Linked DNA regions of Mus musculus: all the other regions are linked to region 3. Evidence: chromatin loops called from intact Hi-C (ENCODE). Cell type or tissue: heart. All regions are shown on one strand.

The links. A loop is a pair of places that touch in the nucleus more often than their neighbours do. Peaks named below come from ENCODE experiments on the same cell type or tissue, not always from the same donor. Only the 100,000 strongest peaks of a DNase experiment are listed, where the experiment ranks them.
Region 1: it touches region 3 in a loop (2.7-fold over the local background); 10 of 42 quality-filtered maps call a loop at or near these places.
Region 2: a loop joins it to region 3, with 2.9 times the contacts of the local background. A loop is called at or near these places in 9 of 42 quality-filtered maps.
Region 4: it touches region 3 in a loop (4-fold over the local background); 24 of 42 quality-filtered maps call a loop at or near these places.

What each region holds. Positions count from the first base shown.
Region 1 is chr11:101,828,472-101,833,471 of GRCm38, forward strand. No RefSeq gene overlaps it. Among named protein-coding and RNA genes, the nearest start is that of Gm39392, 46 kb to the left of the region's middle. In heart, no CTCF peak of the experiment used is centred here; DNase peaks (open chromatin) are centred at 1,900 and 3,730; H3K27ac peaks cover 3,045 bases.
Region 2 is chr11:101,846,605-101,851,604 of GRCm38, forward strand. No RefSeq gene overlaps it. Among named protein-coding and RNA genes, the nearest start is that of Meox1, 45 kb to the right of the region's middle. In heart, a CTCF peak has its summit at 2,930; DNase peaks (open chromatin) are centred at 2,987 and 4,677; H3K27ac peaks cover 328 bases.
Region 3 is chr11:101,895,007-101,900,006 of GRCm38, forward strand. No RefSeq gene overlaps it. Among named protein-coding and RNA genes, the nearest start is that of Meox1, 3.2 kb to the left of the region's middle. In heart, no CTCF peak of the experiment used is centred here; a DNase peak (open chromatin) is centred at 2,235; H3K27ac peaks cover 1,650 bases.
Region 4 is chr11:101,817,608-101,822,607 of GRCm38, forward strand. No RefSeq gene overlaps it. Among named protein-coding and RNA genes, the nearest start is that of Gm39392, 35 kb to the left of the region's middle. In heart, CTCF peaks have their summits at 2,434 (motif pointing right) and 3,450; a DNase peak (open chromatin) is centred at 3,484; H3K4me3 peaks cover 786 bases; H3K27ac peaks cover 2,037 bases.

The DNA of each region.
Region 1 (5,000 bases), 67 kb before region 3:
CCCTTTCCACTTTGTCTGGAGCGAGTGGCTCACTGGTATCTTAGAGTCTTTGCTCAGTGTATGAGAAACACTGAGTCCCAGAATGAGCACCTGCAAGCCCTTCTATTCATCTATTAGCCCAGGGTGACCTTGAGCTTGTGATCCTGTTGCCTCAACACCTGAATGCTGGTTTTATGGGACACACCACCACACCTAAGTCCAGGACTGGGACACTGAATGTCTTCTAAGCCTTCTTCTCTTCTAGCTACCAGCCCCTCCCCTGCCGGTGTTGCAGAATATCTGATAAAAGTTAACACCCTTGCCTGGCTCAGCAGCTCCCACTCTCTCTCTCCTGATTGATCCCCCACCTCCAACCCTAATCATTGCACCCCAACTTCCACAATGTCACCCAGGGCACCTGCACATCTCATCTCCCTGGCCCTTGACTAAACTTTCCAGGGTCCTCAGCACAAACTCCCTGTTGCCTGAAATTACATCAGCTTTTTGACGAAACTTGAGTCAGATGTGTGTGTGTGTGTGTGAAATAATTCTCTCTTTTAAAAAATATCCATTTATTTTTATCTTGTGTACATGAATGTTTTGTCTGCATGCACGTCTGTGTATCACGTGTGTGCAGTACCTGTAGAGGCCTGAAGAGATTGTGAGCCACTATGTGGGTGCTGGGAACCAAACCTGGGCTGTTAGGAAGAATAACCACGGAGTCACCTCTCCAGCCCAGAAATGCTATTTTCTCTCTCTCTTTTAGAAAACAGAACAAAGAGTCTAGCAGAGCAGGCCTAGCCCTCAGATCCTCTGCCCCAGTGCTAGCAGACTCCCCATGGTGTGGGTGCATGTATATCCCTTCTCTTCCCTGCTTCTCTCTTCGCTCTGGGTCCATTCCTCTACACCCACCCACACCCCCTGACTTGCCTCTTTTATTTTAAAACATTAGTTTGTCTATTTGATGTTTGTCTGTAATTGTGTGTGCTTGAATGCAGAGCTCTGAGGGCAACTTGTGGAGTCAGATCTCTCCGTCTGTCATGTGGGTTCTGAGTTTAGAACTCAGGCTATTAGCTTTGGCCGCAAGCCCTTTCTCCCACTGAGCCATTTTAGTAGCCCTTACCTGCCTTTTGAAGCAGCGTCAATCTCTTCTGTGCCTGGTGCCTGATCCAAGGCCCGCCCCCCCAAACCCCCATTTTGGTTCTTTATTTACTGGGCTCTATGAACCTTGAGGGTAGGTAACACCTTTCATATCTCCTCTGTCTCTAGTCCCACACCCTCCACACAGGGTCAGGCACAAAGTAGGCATGAATGAGTGAATGAGTGAATGAATGAATGAACGAAATAAACACTGCAGCAGAAAAAAATCTTTTCCTTATTGTTTCTTGGCTAGATCTGGGGCAGAGCTCTGTGACCCCCCTAGCCTCAAACCAGAGCTCGGAACATCAGGTTTGGAGGTCCAGGTTCCTGGTTCCCCTAGCCCAAAGAGGACAATAAAGGCCTCCTCTGGAGAGCCGGGTCACTCCACCGGAGGACATTAAAACAAAACTGAATTAACTACTCTTCACATGGAACCCAGCTTCGTGAGTGTGCTAAGTGTCTTATTAAACAAACAACCCTAAAAGATAGACGCGCCCCGCTATCGTTTCTCATAGTAAGAGAAAAACCAAAGGCCCAGGGCTGGGGGCTTTGGGGGAAACCTGGCTCTTATTCTTTGGGGCCGGAGGTCACTGGAACAGCTGCTGCCTGGGGATCAAGCTCAAGGTTCTGGAGAGATGGAAAAACCTGGCCTGCCGCTTTTCCTCCGCGGCCCCTCAGCTGCTAACAGGAGCCAGCTGAGCGAACACAAACAGAGGCGCTGTGACCGGCCCAGATCCCAGCTTCCTCTGAAATTTCCAGCCTCCTTTTTCCTGTCGGATTCCAGACAGATGAAACTTTCCTGGCCCTGGCCTGTTCCTGGCAGCATCTCTCCTCTGAATCACCATAAATCAGGTCTGGGGGTGAGCAGTGGTTTTTTTTCCTGATTGACAAGCTGCTGCCTCGGTATAGCAGGATCTCGGCTTCATCGGCTAATAAAATAGGTCGGGGTGGGGTGGGGGGGGGGGGACGCGGGAGTGTTGACTAAGCCCTCCCCGACACAAGTCTGTTTAGGTATCCCTTTGTATTTGAAAGTTTTAAATCTGTCTATGATTATTATTTCATTGAGAAGGGCTGCGGATATATAGATATGGGCCTTTGGGGGGCTGCGGTGGTCGTAAGCAACACCATTGTTTGAGGGATCACATAGGAGGCCTGTACATTCCTTAAAGTCTCCATCATCCATGAGTCCCCAATTAATTTCAATACAAACACCGGATCTGGCCTCCTCTGTGTCTCTGTCTCTGCAGCCATAACACATGAGGTCATGCAGTTTTGGTTAACCAACCGGAGGTGCCTGATGGAGGTGGGGGGCTTCCAGCCCTCGGGAGGCTGGGGTATCTGCCCTGCCTGACTCCAGCAGGGCCGTTTATTGAAGCGAGGGGTCATGGGCACCCATACTCACTTCTTTGATGGCTTTTCCTCACCCCTGCCCCCTTCATCTCAAGCCACCCATCTGTCATAGTGCCACCCTGTGTTTTTGTTGTTTGTTTTGTAACAGGGTCTTGGAGTCTCCCAGGCTAGTCAAGGAAGGCCTTGTACTTCTGATCTTCCTGTCTTCTGTCCCTGGTTTTATGAAATGGGGGATTGAATTTAGGGCTTCATGCATGTCAGGCAAGCTACATGCTACCTCTTTTCCCCTTTAGTTTTAGGTAGGGACAGGGTCTCATGTATCCAAGAATGGGAATGGCTTCAGACTTGCTGTGTAGCTGAAGATGATCTTGAACTCTTGATCCTGCTGTGTCCATCTCTTGCGTGCTGGGATTATAGGCATGTACCACGCTACACCTGGTTGGCACTCCTGGGATCAAACCCAGTGCTCTGTTCAATCTACCCTCCCATCCCCCCTTCACCATCCCCTCTCCCCCTCCCCTCCCTCCTTTGCCCCTCTCTCCCATCCCTCTTCCTACCTTCCCCCTCTGTCCCCTCCCCTTCCTCCCCTTCCTTCCTTCCCTCTCCTCTCCCTCCTCCTGCCTACCATCCCCTCCCTCCCACTCCTTACCATCCCTCTCCCTAACAAACCCTTCCCTCACTTTTTTCTTTTTGACCCCTCCCCTAATCTTCCCTTTTAAGATAGGATCTCACTGTGTAGCCTAGCCTGGTCTCAAATTCAAGACCCTCCTCTCTCAGCCTCCTGGGTGCTGGGGTACAGGCATACACCATTACAGGCTTCCACCCTGTGGTTCTTTAAACTCTCCTCCCCTTTAGTACTCTTTGCATACGCAGCTCTGTCCACTTGGAGTGTCTTGTGGCCTTTTAATCTGTCTCCTTGTTTACAGCAGGAGCCTTCTTCCTCCAGGAAGGCTTTCTGCCTCATTTCATCCGGGGTTAGTTCCTGCTTCTACACAGCCTGTTGGTTCTCAGACAGCCATTCACATCAGAATCACCTGGAGGGTTTATGAAAGTGTTGACTGGTAGCCTGCTCCCACATTCTGCATTATCTGACTTGGACTGGGCTGGGCCTGCCAACGTGAATTTCTCGCAAGCTCTCAGGGGACTCCGATGCTACCACAGCCTCTGGCGTCATCCTCCTTGATATCATTTATCCTGCTGGCTTGCTACTACTCACTTATTTGTGTGCCTCTCCCTAGGGACAGCTGGGATTGTCTTTTTCCTCTCTAAGCCTATGGTTTGGACAGCTGTGTGCACAGTGAAGCTGCTCTCGCTGGAGGTTTGCTGATTAAATGAGTTGTAGATTCAGAGGAGGCTGGCTGACTGCCTAGCTTAGTAGAAGGCTGGAGGAGGCGCCTATCTCCCAGAGGAGGCTGTTGGGCAGGAGGGCTGGTTTTCGGGGACCACAGGATGGTGAGTGGGGATTGTCTTCATCAAGGGAAATGAGCACAACTCTCCCCTTCTGTGCACATCTCTAGGAAGAGATGGGAGGCCAGTGGTTCAGGTGCCAACAGGAGGAGGAGGGTATTGAACTGTCTTAGTTAAGGTTTTACTGCTGTGAACAGACACCATGACCAAGGCAACTCTTATAAGGGCAACATTTAATTAGGGCTGGCTTACAGGTTCAGAGGTTCAGCCCAGTATCATCAAGGTGGGAACCTGGCAGCATCCAGGGCAGGCATGGTGCAGGAAGAGCTGAGAGTTCTACATCTACATCTGAAGGCTGCTAGCAGAATACTGGCTTCCAGGCAGCTAGGATGAGGGCCTTAAAGCCCACACCCACAGTGACACACCTACTCCAACAGAGCCACACCTTGTAATAAAGCCACTCCCTGGACTGAGCATATACAAACCATCACATGAAATCCACCTGATTTTTCTCTCTGAGACCTGGGAAGGCTGGATGGTGAAAGAATACATGGCTGTTCTTTTCGTTCCATGGTGTGTGTGTGTATGTACATGCACATGTGTGTGTGCATATGTGTAGGCCAGAAGTCAATGGTGTGTGTTTTAATAATTCTCTATCTTTTATTTTCGGAGGCAAGGTCTCTTGTTTAATGTGGAGCTCACAGAGTCAGCCATACTTGCTGGCCAGCAAACCTTAGGGACCCTCTGGCCTCTGCCTCGTGGTGCTAGGATTATAGGTGAGCACTGTTCCATACACTCCCTCCTCCCCTGTTCAGCCTCCTGGTACCAAATGTTCTAGGCTCACAGCTCGGCCAGATCTTAATTTCCACCCAAAGTGTGAACTTCTTGAGGACACATCTGTCCAATAAAAATAACGACATGCAATTGTCTGATCTGAGCTCTTGCAGTGGCTCCAACTGACCAGATCATACAAAATGGAGTCATCCATCCCAAACTCTACACAATCAAACCAAGGATTTAAAGGAGGCAGATAGCTTCCAAAACAGATGGGCTCATTCCCCAAACAGGGGATTATAACTGATCTTGTTGACATCATAAGGAACTCACCTCTGGTTTAGCAGTTA
Region 2 (5,000 bases), 48 kb before region 3:
CCATCCTGACTGAAGACCATGCTGTGCTACAGTGTTGTGTATTCCTGTGTCTGTCTCTCCCCCTTGACACAAAGTGTCACAAGTATTCTGGAGCTACAGCACCTGCATCAGTTCCCAGCATGTGACAGGCATCTTGTAAATGACTGGTGACTTAGTTAATGCACTTAAGCAGAGGTCAAAGGTTAGGTGCAGGATCCAGATTGGGAGAGCATTACAGTGTCCATGCAGGCCAGTTTTAACTGCAGTAACACTCTGTAACCATTTACCCCCAAATACCTGCTGACAACACCAGTGTTCATGTGTTTTCTTTTCTTTTTCTTTTTTTAAGATTTATTTATATATTATATGTAAGTACACTATAGCTGTCTTCAGAAACACAAGAAGAGGGCATCAGATCTCATTACGGACGTTTGTGAGCCACCATGTGGTTGCTGGAATTTGAACTCAGGACCTTCAGAAGAGCAGTCAGTGTTCTTAACCTCTGAGACATCTCTCCAGCCCATTCATGTGTTTTCGCCACTCATGAGACTGACATCTGGCTGGCTCTATAGGGCCATATAGCTCCATGCAGCTGCACATAGCTCCAGGCCATGTTCATGAATGTTCTAGCTATTTCTTCATTTTTCTTGGGCAAGTTGCTATTTGGGATTTGATTTTTCTCATGGTAGGTGACTCAAGTGGAAACACAGAATGGCCTTTCTTAAGCCCCATAGCCCATCACTCCATCCACATCCCAAAGGTAAGATGCATAGGTCCAATGCCTCTGAAGTAGAGAATATATTCCAACCATTCTTCTGTTCCAAGGTCACTGTGGATAAGTGAGAGTCAAGAGCTGAACAGCAATAAACTGCTTTGTCTTTGGACAAAGCTCAGGGTTTCCTTAATTCCTCCACCTGGAATCTCATGGGCAGAGGCTGCTGAGCCCCGAAATCACTTTTCTTTTGAGGTTTATGACAAGAAGTGGTAACTGACCTCAGTTGTCTCCATTGCTACCTACCGTCTTTTTAGAAGCACACCATACTAATGTGATGGACATTGTGGACTACATTTCCCAGCCTCCTCTGGAGTTGGGTGTGGCCAAGTGGCTCAGTTGTGGTCCATGGGAAGATGCAGAAATGCCCAACCATCTCCTGGTGACAGCCTTATGGGAAGCTGCTTGTCTCCCCTCCTTTATCCTTGCCCTGGGCTGAATGTAGATTCGCTTGGTGCGGTATCCCTAGCTGTGGCTATAAAGACAAAGACTGGCTGGTAAGGTGCCTTACTGTGTAATGATACTTGTTGTCAAGGCATACGACTGAACCTTGATCCCTGGGACCCACATAGAAGAAGAAAAAACCCAACTCCCGCAGGTTCTCTCGTGACTGCCACAGGTATACTGCGGCAAGAATGTACACACACCAAGTAAATAAAATGTAGCAAAAATTTAAAAACTTAACATGTACACACACCAAGTAAATAAAATGTAGCAAAAATTTAAAAACTTAACAATGAGGCTGACACTATATTTTAACATTTTTGTTACATTTATTTATTGTTGCATTTATATATTACACACACATGCACATGCACAGGCATATGCACACACACACCTATGCTATGGTACTGTGGTAAACATATGGGAGTCAGGGGACAACTTATAGGAGCTCATTCTCTGCTTCTACCACGTGGGTCCCTGGGATAGAACTCAGGTTGTTGGTATTGGCAACAAGCGCCTTTATCCACTGAGCCATCTCGATGTTCCCAACATAACACTTTAGGGGATGAGGAAGATCACAGTGGGGGAAAAACTGTCACACGAGCTCTTGGAGTTGGCCTGTGTGCCTGCCCAACCTAGATCAAAGTGTGAGAGTGGCCGAGTCCTCCTCTGAGCTGTGTTCTCACTTGCTTCTGGGTCCTAGCCTCAGCCCCTCTCAGTTGCTCTATCACCACTCCGTGGCATGCCTACTCCAGCCGCCACCACCTTTGGTCCATCCCCTGTCCCCACTCACTGAAGTGTGGCCTCAATCAAAAGTAATTAAGTAATTAAAAAACTACTTTTGATTTTTCCCTGGCTAAGTTGAGATGGGATGGATTAGGAGAACTCATGAATGGCAGTAAGTAGTCAAAGGAGTTCAAGAAGGGAAGCCTAAAGCACTCACATCTGTACTGTAGAGCCATCATGCACCACAGCGGCCACGCCCACCGAGTGCAGCAGCGGCAGTGGCCATGCGCAGGTGTGCACTACGGCAGATGTGACCAGGGCAGTCTGATGGGAGATTTTACCTGGGGGACTAGAAAATTTTATATCAGTGGATATAAAATTTAGAGCAATATTGACATCTTTCTGGGACATGATCTGGTCTGGAACTCGCTCTGTAGATCAGGCTGGCCTTAAAGAGATCTGCCTGCCTCTGCCTCCAAGTACTGGCATTAGAGGTGTGTCCCAATGTGCTCAGTAAAAATGATAAATCTTTAAAAATTACTTAAACATTTAAAAAATACATTTAACAAATCATGTGTGGGCCGTGACACACATGCAGAGGTCAGAGGACGGCTTTCGGGCGTCCTCTCCTTCCACGGTGGAGGACCTGGGATTGAACCCGCATCATCAGTCTTGGCTGCAAGTGCCTTTGCTTTGTGAGCCTCCTCGTTGGCCTGAGAATGGCAGTATTTAGAACATTGCAGTGACATACTCATGCCATTTTCTTTTTTCTTTTTTCACTGACACAGAAACAGAGGGAGCTGGCTCTTCCATAGGAAGCTTCCAGAGGGTCTGTTGTTAATAAGAAACCTTGTGATTCATCATTGGAAAATCAGAGTGGGTTGGGTGTTTTAGGGCCTGGCCTGAAGTAGCCAAATGCCAGCGCTCTGTGTCCTAGCAGAGGTGACTCACGCTATTGAGCAGTCAGTCACCTTGTAGAACTTCCAACTGGTGCAGCTTGGTGGCCTCTGCCTGGAGTCCTTTGCTCCAGGTTCCCCGGGCTGTTCCTCTCCAACCAGCTTTCCTGCCCTTTGTGACCTGGCTCCTGGCCACGCCAGTCCTTCCTTGGGAAAGAGCAGGAAAATTCCCCCATGCCCTGGAACCTCCCTCTTAATTTAATTCTGGGCTTAATTTAGAATGGCTTGTATCATTCCTAGGCTATTGCCAGGAATCTGGGGATGGGACCAACAAACAACCATGTCTCCATATTTCCTAGCATCCTGTGGCTATTTGATATTTGTAAATTCAAAGTCTCACAATTTCTTTTCAGTTTTCTTTCCCCACCTTCTTTCTTTTTGTCTGTACATGTGTGTGTGTGTATTTGTGTGTGTCAGTGGCATGTGTGTGTGAGTGTGAATGTATGTGTGTGTATGTGTAGGTCAGAAGTCAACCTCAGGCATTGTTCCTTAGGTTCTGTATGCCTTTATCCTTTTTTCAGAGTTATTTTTAATTATGTGTACTTGTGTGTATCTATGTGAGTGCATTTGTCTTCAAGTCCCCGAGGAGGCCAAAAATGTCAGATCCTCTGGAGTCAAAGTTGCGGGAGTTTGTGAGCCTTTTAACATGGATGCTGAGGACTGAGCTCAGGACCTCGGCAAGAGCAGCAAGTGCTTTTAACGGATGAACCAGCTCTCTAGCCCCTCACATCTGTTTCAAAAACAAATTAAAAAAATATTTATTAATTTTAGTGTGTGTGTGTCTAAGTGTCTGTCTCTGTGTATGTGTGTCTGTATATGTGTGTCGATGTGTCTGTGTGTGTCTCTGTTTGTGTCTATGTCTGTCTGAGAGTGTGTGTCTGTCTCTCTGTGTCTCTGTGTGTGTGTGTGTATGTGTGTCTATGTGTCTGTCTGTCTCTGTGTGTGTGTCTGTGTGTTGTGTGTCTGTGTTTGTGTGTGTGTGTGTGTATGTGTGTGTGTGCATGTGTGCAGTCACACAGGTGCCATACTGGACATGTGGAGGCCAAGGATAGCTTGTGGGAGATGACTCTCTTCTGTCATATAGATCTAAGGAATCAAACATAGGTTGGCAGACCGGTGGCAAGGGCCTTTACTCGCCAAGCCATTTCACTGGCCTCTGCCTTCTGTTTTGAGGCTGAGTCTCTCACTGGCCTGGGTTCACTGATTTGAGTAGGACTGTTGGCCAGTGAGCCCCAGGGATCCATCAGTCTCTGCCTCCCTAGTGCAGAGACTAAGATTCCACGCCATCTCACCCAGCTTTTTCTTTCCTTTGTAGAACAGGTCTTATGTAGCCCACACGGGCCCTGCAGATGCTGAGATTACATGCCCTGCGCACAGTTCCTCAATTATATAACATCCGTTGTTTCTGCAAGAAGGAAGGGAGGAAGGGAATATTAAATGAGTACCTACTAAGTGCCAAGTATTTCCCTCATTTTCTTTCTAATTTAGCTGCAAGATAATATGGTAAGTGATGATCATTTGATCAGAGACACAGGAAGTCAGAAGGGTCAGATGGGGATGGGTCCAGATGGCTGGGGAGGAGGCGATAAAGGGGATTAGGGTTCTGCTTTGACCAAGGACTTGGGATCCGGAGCATGGAAGCTTTCTTCCACACTATGCTTGCTGGAAACACCTACCTCCCCTCATGCAATGAGCTCACCCGTCCTTGGCACTGACCGCCTCTCAGCTCAGTCCTGGCTGGGCCAAGCTACCATTTCTACAGGAGGAATATAGCAATAACAGCAATCTCATTTTTCTCCTTAAAATAATACCCGTGTGTTCTGCCAAGAAGCAGGGAGCCTTCCTGTGGGAAGCCTGTTCCCCGGGGCCGAAGCAGCCAACAAAGGCAGCCCTCAGAGGACCTTTAACTCCTGGCTGCAGATCTTCCCCTGGGGGGGGGGTGCTCACCTTCAAGTCCCCATCCCAGGGCAAAGGGACGCTGTTGTCCTTCTCTGCTGTCCATTGCTGCTTCCCTCTCTTTGCATCTCTAGAACAAGGGAATCATCTGTAAGGAAAGGAGTAGTAGAACAGGAAGAATTTAATTTTTCTTCCTTCTCTCTCTCTCCCTTCCTTCTCTTTCTCCC
Region 3 (5,000 bases):
GTAGTGTGGTCTGGGGTATAAAGAAAGAAATGCTCCAGAAAAAGAAAAAGGTTCTCTTTGTCTAAATGGCCGTTCTCACCTTCTCAGTGAGACCACAGAGCATCTGAGTGCGAAGACTCCACCTTTAACCCCCAACTTCCATGCCAGTTAGCCACACTCTTCTCAAGAGAGCCTCTGGGCAATTTGTCTCTGCAACCAAGGCTCTTAAAGTCCTTGAAGTTTCCAGGGGTCCCTCCCACCTGTTGCCCGTCTCCACCCTCAGCTTCCCACACACCTGCTTCCTTCTCTCAATCCCTGGAGGCATTTTAGGAACCCTGGACATGGAGGCAGGAACCCAGGGTCCTCCATCCCCTGAGAGTTTGTCCCTAAAGGAGTTCCCATGTGTCTTTCCAGCTTGTGTATGTGCTGTGTTGGGTGACACCAGCCCAGGTGGCACTTCACATGGCTTGTTGACGGTCCAGTGGTTCTCAACCTTCCTAATGCTGTGACCCTTTCATATGGTTCCTCATGTGTGGTGACCCCCAGACATAAAATTACTTTCATTTCTACTTCATAACTGTAATTTTGCTAGTTATGAATCACAACTCAGATACCTGTGTTTTTTAAAATGGTTTTCAGCAACCCCTGTGAAAGGGTGGGTATACTTCAAAGGAGTCCGAGACCCACAAATTAAGAAACTCTGGTCTACGCTATACCTATACCTGGCTAGTGTCTCAGCCTCTGGAGGGTTAACATTGTTTCTTAGAGATTTCCTCCACCAGTTTGGAGCATCAGAGGCAAGGCCCTGTGAACTCTGCTGGCTGGACCCAGACACCAGGGGTCCAGAGAGGAGCAACAGGTACTAGGTGAATTTAAGCCCCAAGTTTGCCTGGGACAGCACACCTCACCTCTCCGGGCTAATCACCTGATTCAGTCCCACCCCCACCCACTGCCAGGTCTTCAGCAGCAAACGCTGTTCTAACTCTCTGGACATCTCTCGGAGCTTGAAGCACAGAGAAATTGAGAAACTTATACCAGCCCACATTAGAGGGAAAGGTTTCAGACCTAGGCAGCCTACACTGACTGTACCAGCCTACCTGCCTGGGAATTTTACTTTATTAAATTTATTTATTTGTAACTAGTGTGTATTTTTGTGTGTGCATATGTGCACATGCATAGCTATTTGCAGGTAGATGTCTTCTTTGATTGCTTTCTGCCTTTTATTTTTGAGACAGGGTCTCACTGTGTAGCCCTGGCTGTCCTAGAACTTGCTCTGTAGACCAGGCTGGCCTCGAACTCATAGAGATCCACCTGCCTCTGCCTCTCTAGTGCTGAGATTAAATGTGTGTACCACCATGCCCCACCCTCCACATTTTGAGGGGGAGGACAGGGGAGGAAGGTCTCCCACTGAACCTGGAGCTTTCTGTTTATTGGGCTAAACTGACGGTCAGCAATTCCTTAAGACCGACCTGGGTGCCCTGGAACTTTGAATAAAACTGTTTTTCTGAAAGGCAGAGTGGGCAGAGGTGGGACGAGGCTCCCATGACTACTTCTTATTAACCTGATGATGCTAAATGGAGACGGTACGGGAGAGAAAGCACTCACAGAAATGTCCACAAGACCAGCCTTGCGAGGCTCTGCATGAAGTGAGATGGAAGGAGCCCACAGGAGGGGTGGGCTGAAGGGAAGATGGGGCTGTCAGCTCCTTAGGAAACCCTTGGGGCCTGACCTGGCAAACTGTAACCAGATCCCTGTTGGGCTGTCCTCCTCACATCTGGCTCAGGGTCCCCATTGCAGGGAGGCCCCCTTGGCCCTTTGCCCTGGGAAGGGGTGGGCACCGGGTCACGGTGGGGTGGGTGGGGAGGTCAGAAAGGGCATGAGGCGGGGGCACAGCGGGGTGCTATGTGCTGGGAACATAGGCCTGGCACCCCGGTGCCCCAGCAGCTGCTGGCGTCTGTCAGCCCCCCCTAGGGGCACCACAAGGCCGCCACCTCTACATCTTCCTGACAGGTCCCTCTTCTGAGGCCAGGAAAAAACAACAGCCCCCTCCCACAGCAACCCATTTGTCAGCTGAAGGCCGGCCCTGCACCTTTAACCTTCTCAAAGTCAGCAGTTCCCTGTCAAGGCCCTGTGGGGCCAAGAGACAAAGATGGATGGAGGTGGCTGTTTGTAGAGGAAAGCTCTTGGCTGCAGCCAAGGGGAGTGGTCCGGAAGGGAGGGGCTCCTGGCTTCTGGTGGGGCTGGAGGTCGCCCAGGGAGGAAAAGGAAAGACACAAGTTCCAGGGGCCCTGGAGGGCCTCCAGCTGGGCCACACCTGAGCCATCCTACAGAATGCTGGGAATTTCCTCCAGTGCTCATGACAAACAGGCCTTCCTCGACCAGACAGGCCTGTTTCTGTGCTGGCCACCCCAGCCACCTGTGTGTGGAGATGCTGAAGGTCCAGGGAGGGGCTGGAGGTGGGAGGTCGCCATTTGGGGAATCTATTCTGGCTGTCCTTGGGCTCTGTGATCTCTGGAAAAAAATCATAGCTTTTCTCTGGTTTTCTCAGTGGTGAAATGAAACTGATACAGCTTCCTAGGGCTGTATGTGTGAGCGGAGACCTGAATGAAGCGAGAGGAGGCTGATGGAGAAGTCCAAGGCATAAGGAAAGCATAGGGCTTCTCTTTCCTTAACTACATGGAACCCCATCTGACCAAAAGATGCCCATCTTAGCCCCAAATTATCATCATCACCATCACCACCACCACCACCATTCCCTCTGTGTGTGTGTGGGGGGGGGGGGTGGGTAATGTGTGGATGAATGTGTGTGCATGTGGACGCCAACCTCTGGTGTCATTTCTCAGGATACCAGCTTGCCTTTTGAGCCAGGTCTCTCACTGACCTTCAGAAGCTCACAAGCTCAGCTAAGCTGACCAGACAGACAGCCCCAGGGATGGGAGTGCCTCTACCTCCCCAGCAGCTGGATTTGGAAGACATGCCTCGGCACTCAGCTTTGGACATGGGTTCTGGAATCAAACTTTGTGCTTGCCACTGTATGTACCGCACCCATGGGGTCATCTCCCCAGCTCCTAGACTCCTTCTTCTATGGCCACATAGCATACATCACACAAGCACGGTTTTGGGACTCAGGAGCGTGTGGGTTCAAATCCCTGCTCTACCATTAGTGAGAGGCACTGAGCAACTCATCCGATCACATGAGCTTCGTTTTTCCTTCCTGTAACATGGAAGTAAATTTCTTTCTTCTTCATCCACTTGCAGAGTGAGGTCGCATATAAACACTAAATGACAGCCCTACACATGATAGTGGCCTCTCGTCTTAGTCATTGTTCTGTTGCTGTGAAGAGACACCATGACCAAGGCAACTCTTGGAAAAGAAAGCATTCAACTGGAGAGTTCCTTATGGTTTCAGAGATTTAGTCTATTATCATCACGGCAGGGACCCTGGTGCTGGAGAAGTAGCTGAGACCTACATCCTGAGACAGAGATGGGTGGGGGGCAGGTTCTGGGTTTGGCTTGGGCTTCTGAAACCTCAAAGCCCACCTGCTGTGACACACTTCCTCCAGCAAGGCCACACCTCCTAACCCTTCTCAAGCAGTGCCTAAGTGTCTAAGCATTCAGATGGCCTATGGCACCGTTCTTATTCTTAAGGACGGTGCCAGATATGAAATGCTAAAGTGCCACATGAGAGAGCATCCGTGGTGAGCAGGCAGAGGCACTGTCCCCACTGTCCCTCCCCCCTCCAGCAACCTGAGGAGCTCTCCTAATCTCTTAGGGACCTTAGCTTGGGCCATATTGAAGTTTGTGGCTTTGACACTGAGAAGACTTCCTGGACTAGCCAGTTTGTGGAGCAGAGCCTGGGATTTTATTTAGAAATGTTTTGCTTTGTTTTGCTTTGCCTGTTTGTTGATTGGTTGATTTTTTTTTTTTTTTTTTTTTTGAGACAGGGTTTCTCTGTGTAGCCCTGGTTGTCCTGGAACTCACTCTGTAGACCAGGCTGGCCTTGAGCTCTGCCTCGCAGGTGCTTGGCTGACAATGTTTTTAACGTAGGCTAAAGCACTAGGGTGAAGAGGAAGAGAGGTGATTAGAAAGATAGACTTGGGCTGGAGAGATGGCTCAGTGGTTAAGAGCAACGACTGCTCTTCCGAAGGTCCTGAGTTCAAATCCCAGCAACCACATGGTGGCTCACAACCATCTGTGATGGGATCTGACGCCCTCTTCTGGTGCATCTGAGGACAGCTACAGTGCACTTAGATATAATAATAAATAAATCTTTAAAAAAAAAAAACAAGACAAGCTCTCTGATGTGGGCACCTGGAGAGAGAGAGAGGAGAGAGAGGAGAGAGAGGAGAGAGAGGGAGAGAGGGAGAGGGAGGGGGAGGGAGAGAGAGGGAGAGAGAGGGAGAGAGAGGGAGAGAGAGAGGGAGAGGGAGAGAGAGGGAGAGAGAGAGAGGTGTCAGACCTGGGGTTTAATGCATATTTTCTCTGTAGATGGGGTTTCAGGTAACATTCCTAGGGAACAGAGGGAGGGGAGAAAGGCTGTGAGTGTTGGGAATCCTGTGGTTCCCACTCCTCTGTTGGTGAGAGGCTCCCATGGGATTCCAGGGTGACAAGCATCTTCCTCTCTTCTTATGCCCACCCTCCAAACATCCCCTGCCTTTGTAGTCTGCATCAATGGAACACCATGACTGTAAGCATCCCCTCCCACAGCAGAGCATGTCAATCACACAAGCCAACACCTCCTAAGCCCGCCCTTCCACCACTACCCACCCTCCCCCAGAGGCAGGGTCTCACTGTGTAGCTCTGGCTGTCCTGGAGCTTGCTATGGAAGCCTGGCTGGCCTCGAACTCACAGAGATCCTTGTGCCTCTGCTTCTTGAGTGCTGGAATTAAAGGCAGGTGATACCACGTCCAGTTCCCAAGCAGGATCCTGAGGGACGGGAGGGACAGGAGTCGTCAATCTGAGAATGTTACACATGGCTGTGGTTAGGGCTACAAACCTGGGAAACTCAGATTACCAAAAGG
Region 4 (5,000 bases), 77 kb before region 3:
TTGCAAAACACAAGAAAATCAAGAAGGAAGACCAACGTGTGGATACTTCATTCCTCCTTAGAATTGGGAACAAAACACCCATGGAAGAAATTACAGAGACAAAGTTTGGAGCTAAGACGAAAGGATGAACCATATATAAACTACCACACTCAGGGATCCATCCCATAATCAGCCACCAAACACAGACACTATTGCATACGCCAGCAAGATTTTGCTGAAGGGACCCTGATATAGCTGTCTCCTGTGAAGCTTTGCCAGTGCCTGGCAAATACAGAAGTGGATGCTCACAGTCATCTATAGGATAGAATGCAGGGCCCCCAAAGGAGGAGCTAGAGAAAGTACCCAAGGAGCTGAAGGGGTTTGCAACCCTATAGGTGGAACAACAATATGAACTAACCAGTACCCCCAGAGCTCGTGTCTTTAGCTGCATATGTAGCAGAAGATGGCCTAGTCGGCCATCATTGGGAAGAGAGGCTCCTAGGTCTTGCAAACTTTATATGCCCCAGTACAGGGGAATGCCAGGGCCAAGAAGTGGGAGTGGGTGGGTAGGGGAGCAGGGCGGGGGTGGGGGAGGGTATAGGGATCTTTCAGGATAGCATTTAAAATGTAAATAAAGAAAATATCTAATAAAATAAAAAAATACTTATAGCTCTATCTATATGTACCTATAAGCCAGAAGAGGGCGTCAGATCCCATTACAGATGGTTATGAGCTACCATGTGGTTGCTGGGAATTGAACTCAGGACCTCTGGAAGAGCAGACAATTTAACCTCTGAGCCATCTCTCCAGTCCATAAGGACAACATTTAATTGGTGCTGGCTTACAGATCGGAGGTTCAGTCCATTATCATCCAGGCAGGAGCATGGCAGTGTCCCGCCAGATGTGGGCTGAGAGTTCTACCTTTTGTTCCAAAGGCAGATAGCAGAAGAATGACTTCCAGGCAGCTAGGATAAGGGTCTCAAAGCCCATGCTCACAGTGACACACCTGCTCGAATAAGGCCACACCTCCTAATCGTGCCACTCCCTGGGCCAAGCATATATAAACCACCACCATATTAGTAGTGAATAAACCCTTCATCCTTGTATTGGCTAGTTTTGTGTTAACTTGACACAGCTGGAGTTATCACAGAGAAAGGAGCTTCAGTTAAGGAAATGCCTCCATGAGCTCCAGCTGTAAGGCATTTTCTCAATTAGTGATCAAGGGGGAAAGGCCCCTTATGGGTGGGACCATCTCTGGGCTGGTAGTCTTGGGTTCTATAAGAGAGCAGGCTGAGCAAGCCAGGGGAAGCAAGCCAGTAAAGAACATCCCTCCATGGCCTCTGCATCAGCTCCTGCTCCCTGATCTGCTTGAGTGACTTCCTTTGGTGATGAACAGCAATGTGGAAGTGTAAGCTGAATAAACCCTTTCCTCCCCAACTTGCTTCTTGGTCATGATGTTTGTGGAGGAATAGAAACCCTGACTAAGATAACTCTCTAAATTGCCTTTCATGGAGGTGTATCAGAGCCACAGAAATGGAACTAGAACCGAAGGCTCCCATTAGATCCATCAGTGGTTCCATAAACAGCCCATATGACTTTGTTGATTTATTTGTTTGAGACAAAGTTTCACCTTGTAGCCTAGGCTGGTCTTGAACTCTTGGAGACCATCCTGTGCCAGCCTTCTAAGTACTGGGATTAAAGGCTTGTCTGATCACATCCATTTTTAATTTTTATTCTTTCTTTAGAAGCTAGATCTGGCTATGTAGTGTATCCCAAATTGTCTTAAAACTCACCATCCTCCTGCCTCAGCCAGCCTTCTGAATGCTGGGGCTACAGTGAACAGAACCCAACCAGGGTTTAACCGACATGATTTTAAAGATGGCACGTTAACAATTCACACACAGGGCTGAGGGTGGAGCTCAGTGGTAGAGCTCTTGCTTAGCATCTATTCGTTTGATTCCTGTTGGCACAAAATTAAAAAGAAAAAAAAGAAAAAAATTATGTTAGCATTGCTCAACTTCAAGTAATCAAGTTGAGTTATTTCATTGTAAGAACAAAACATTTACACAGGGAAATATTCTAGTTAAATATTGTCACTATGTTTATTTATTTTTTGCTTTCCCCACTCTCTTGAACACTACCACAGGCTCTGTTTGGGGGAATGAAACACTGTTTTTCTTTTTCTTTTTTTAAATTTTATTTATTTGTATGAGTGCTGTGCTGCATATGCATTCACCTGCCTGAAGAGGGCGTCAGATCCCCTCATAAATGGTTGTGAGCCACCATGTGGTTGCTGGGAATTGAACTCAAGACCTCTAGAAGAGCAGCCAGTGCTCTTAACCCCTGAGCCATCTCACCAGCCCCCACTGTTTTTCTTTTAAAGATTTGTTTTAATGTTTTATTATGTGTATGTAATATGTGTATGTCTGTGTGTGGGGTGCAGTACCTCTCCAGGCCAGAAGAGGGCATCAGATCCTCCTGGAGCCCTGCATGGGTGCTGGGAACTGAACTCACAGGGTTCTCCTGTAAGATTCCCAAGTCCTTTTAACTGTGGAGTCATCTCTCTTGCCCTTGAAACATCTTTTTGAAAGGACACTCTCAAGTGATATTTTGCTGTACTGGGTAGGGCCTGAACCCAGGGCCTTACATTTGTATGGGAAGCACTCAGGCTATATACCTGGACATTCCCCACCATTTAAAAAAATTGTGTTGTATGTTTCTTTGTTTTGAGATGGAGTCTCACTATATAGCCCTGTCGATCTGGAACTCACAATGTTGTCCAAACTGACCTGGAACTTGCTGAGACCCTCCTGTTATTCCTCCTGAGTGCTGAGGGCTGAGACCACAGACATGGACCACAATACCTGGCCGGAGATCATCTTCTACATCCATAGCACACCCGTCTGTTGACTGCTGGTTTGAGCAAGGAGAGGTGATTGCTGGGCCAGTGGAGGACTGAGAAAAGCAGAGAGAGGGTAGGGAAGGAAGTAGAGTTGGGGCAGGTCTGTGGAGAGGAAGGTGAGTGGACTCCTGAGCCCTGCCTCCCTGAAAGGCAGAGCTGTGTGTTTGAGCTGAGAGCGGGATGAACACCTGCGCTCTCTGGGCCATTGATCACAGCCAGTTTCCAGTCCTTGTCTCTGTCCCCAACTCCTTGGCTACCCACTGTCCGCGTGTGCGTCTGTCTGCAACATCACAACATCACAGTCGTTGCCCTTGATCTTGCCTGCTCTTCTGGCCAACTGAAATAATTAGAATGAAAATTTCAATTATAATGTCACCAGATGCTCTGTTAATAAGAGAGGTGAACATTCCGCCCCGCTGTCAGGAAGACAGGATCTTCCTGTGGAGCTAAGTCTTTGGAGGCCCGAAGGGCTGGAGGAGGAAGCAAGAGAGCAGGTTGGCTGAGGGGTCAGTTAAGGTTCTCCCGCTTCTCCATAGACAGCTCCCCCAGTGTTTTGAAGGTCTCGGACAATGTCCGCTGATGTCATCTTCCGCCCCTGCTGGTCTCTAATTCTCTCTGCTTCAAGAGGTGGGCCAGCTGGGGACTGGTGAGCCAGCAAGAGGATGTGGGAGGTGAAACGTTTGGAATTTGGTTCTGGAATTATTTTTGGAAGGTGCGGCAGTGGCTCCTGGGAGAGCCCTCCGCAGGCTGGGGGGTGGGGGTGGGGGAGGGGCGGGGTAGCCAGACGGAGAAGATGGAGAGAGGCAGCCAAGAACAGAGAGACTCTTGAGTCCTTCCCCTGTTGCTGAGGACGGGGCATTCAGCTATGGTGGCCTGAGAGTAGAGGTCCATGCTCACCCACAGACTTCCAAGCCTGCATCTCACTTGCTTCAGAAGATGGCTCCTTGTGAAGTGGGGGCGGGGGACGGGGGGGGGGGCGGGCCCTTTAAGTGCGGTGGAGGTTTCTAACTCACAGGTCAAGACTTAGGGTGCCGGAAGCTCATGGTCACACAAGACTTCCACTGAGTCACTGACTTCAGGCCCTTGTCTTTCCAATATAGAGGATGAAGTTCATAGACAAGGGGAGAGTGAATTCAGACAGGAACTTTATTATGGGATTCTAGGCAGGGTTTCAGATAAGGACAGCCATGGTGCCTGTGACAGAAGCAGGTCCTAGAAGTAAGACAGCACCAGGCTGCGGGGCCAGGAGCTTCCTTTCTTTCTTTTTTCTTTTTCTCTTTTGTTTTTAATGATTACACGCATTTATTTACATATTGGTGTGTGTGTCACAGAACATGTGTGGAGGCCAGAGGACAACTCACAGGAGTTGGTTCCCTTCCACCACGTGGGTCCCAGGGATCAAACTTAAGTGGTGGGGATTGAGAGCCAAGTGCCTTTACTTAAGGAAGTGTCTTGCTACCTGAGTCCTGGGGTTTGTTTGTTTGTTTGTTTGTTTAGGACTTATGGAAGAAACTGAGCTGAGGCAGAGGTGAGGGTCCTGCTAACCCAACCATGAGGTGCCCAGGTGTCTCTCAGTTTTAACCAATCTTCTAGTGCAACTTCCAGTCACAAACACAGGATCACACAGACAGACAAAGACACACAGACACACCCACCCAGAGACACAAACACACAGAACACACAAAACACACACACACACAAATACACAGAACACACAGACCCACACATGCAAACACCTGGACGCACATATATACACATACTCTCTCCAGCCCATGCCATGCCACCCCTCCCTCCTCAGGATGTCTTGAAGGAGCTGTCTACACTCATTGCTTCGGCTTCCCCGCTTGTCGTGGGTTCCTCACTCTCGCCCCAGGATTCCATGGGAAAGGATGTGGTAGTTTATGCTAGTTTTCTGATGCCACCTCGGAATACCACAGACAGGGTAGTTTATAAAGATTAAAGGTTTGGCCCGAGGAGATAGTTTGGTTAGTGAAGTGATCATTGCTCAAACATGAGAGCTTGGGTTGGAGTCCCCAGAACCAAGAAGTGACAGCACTGGTAACACTAGGCCTGCAGAGTCCTGCCAGGAGGACCCCTGAAGGCCCCTGGGCTGCCAGCG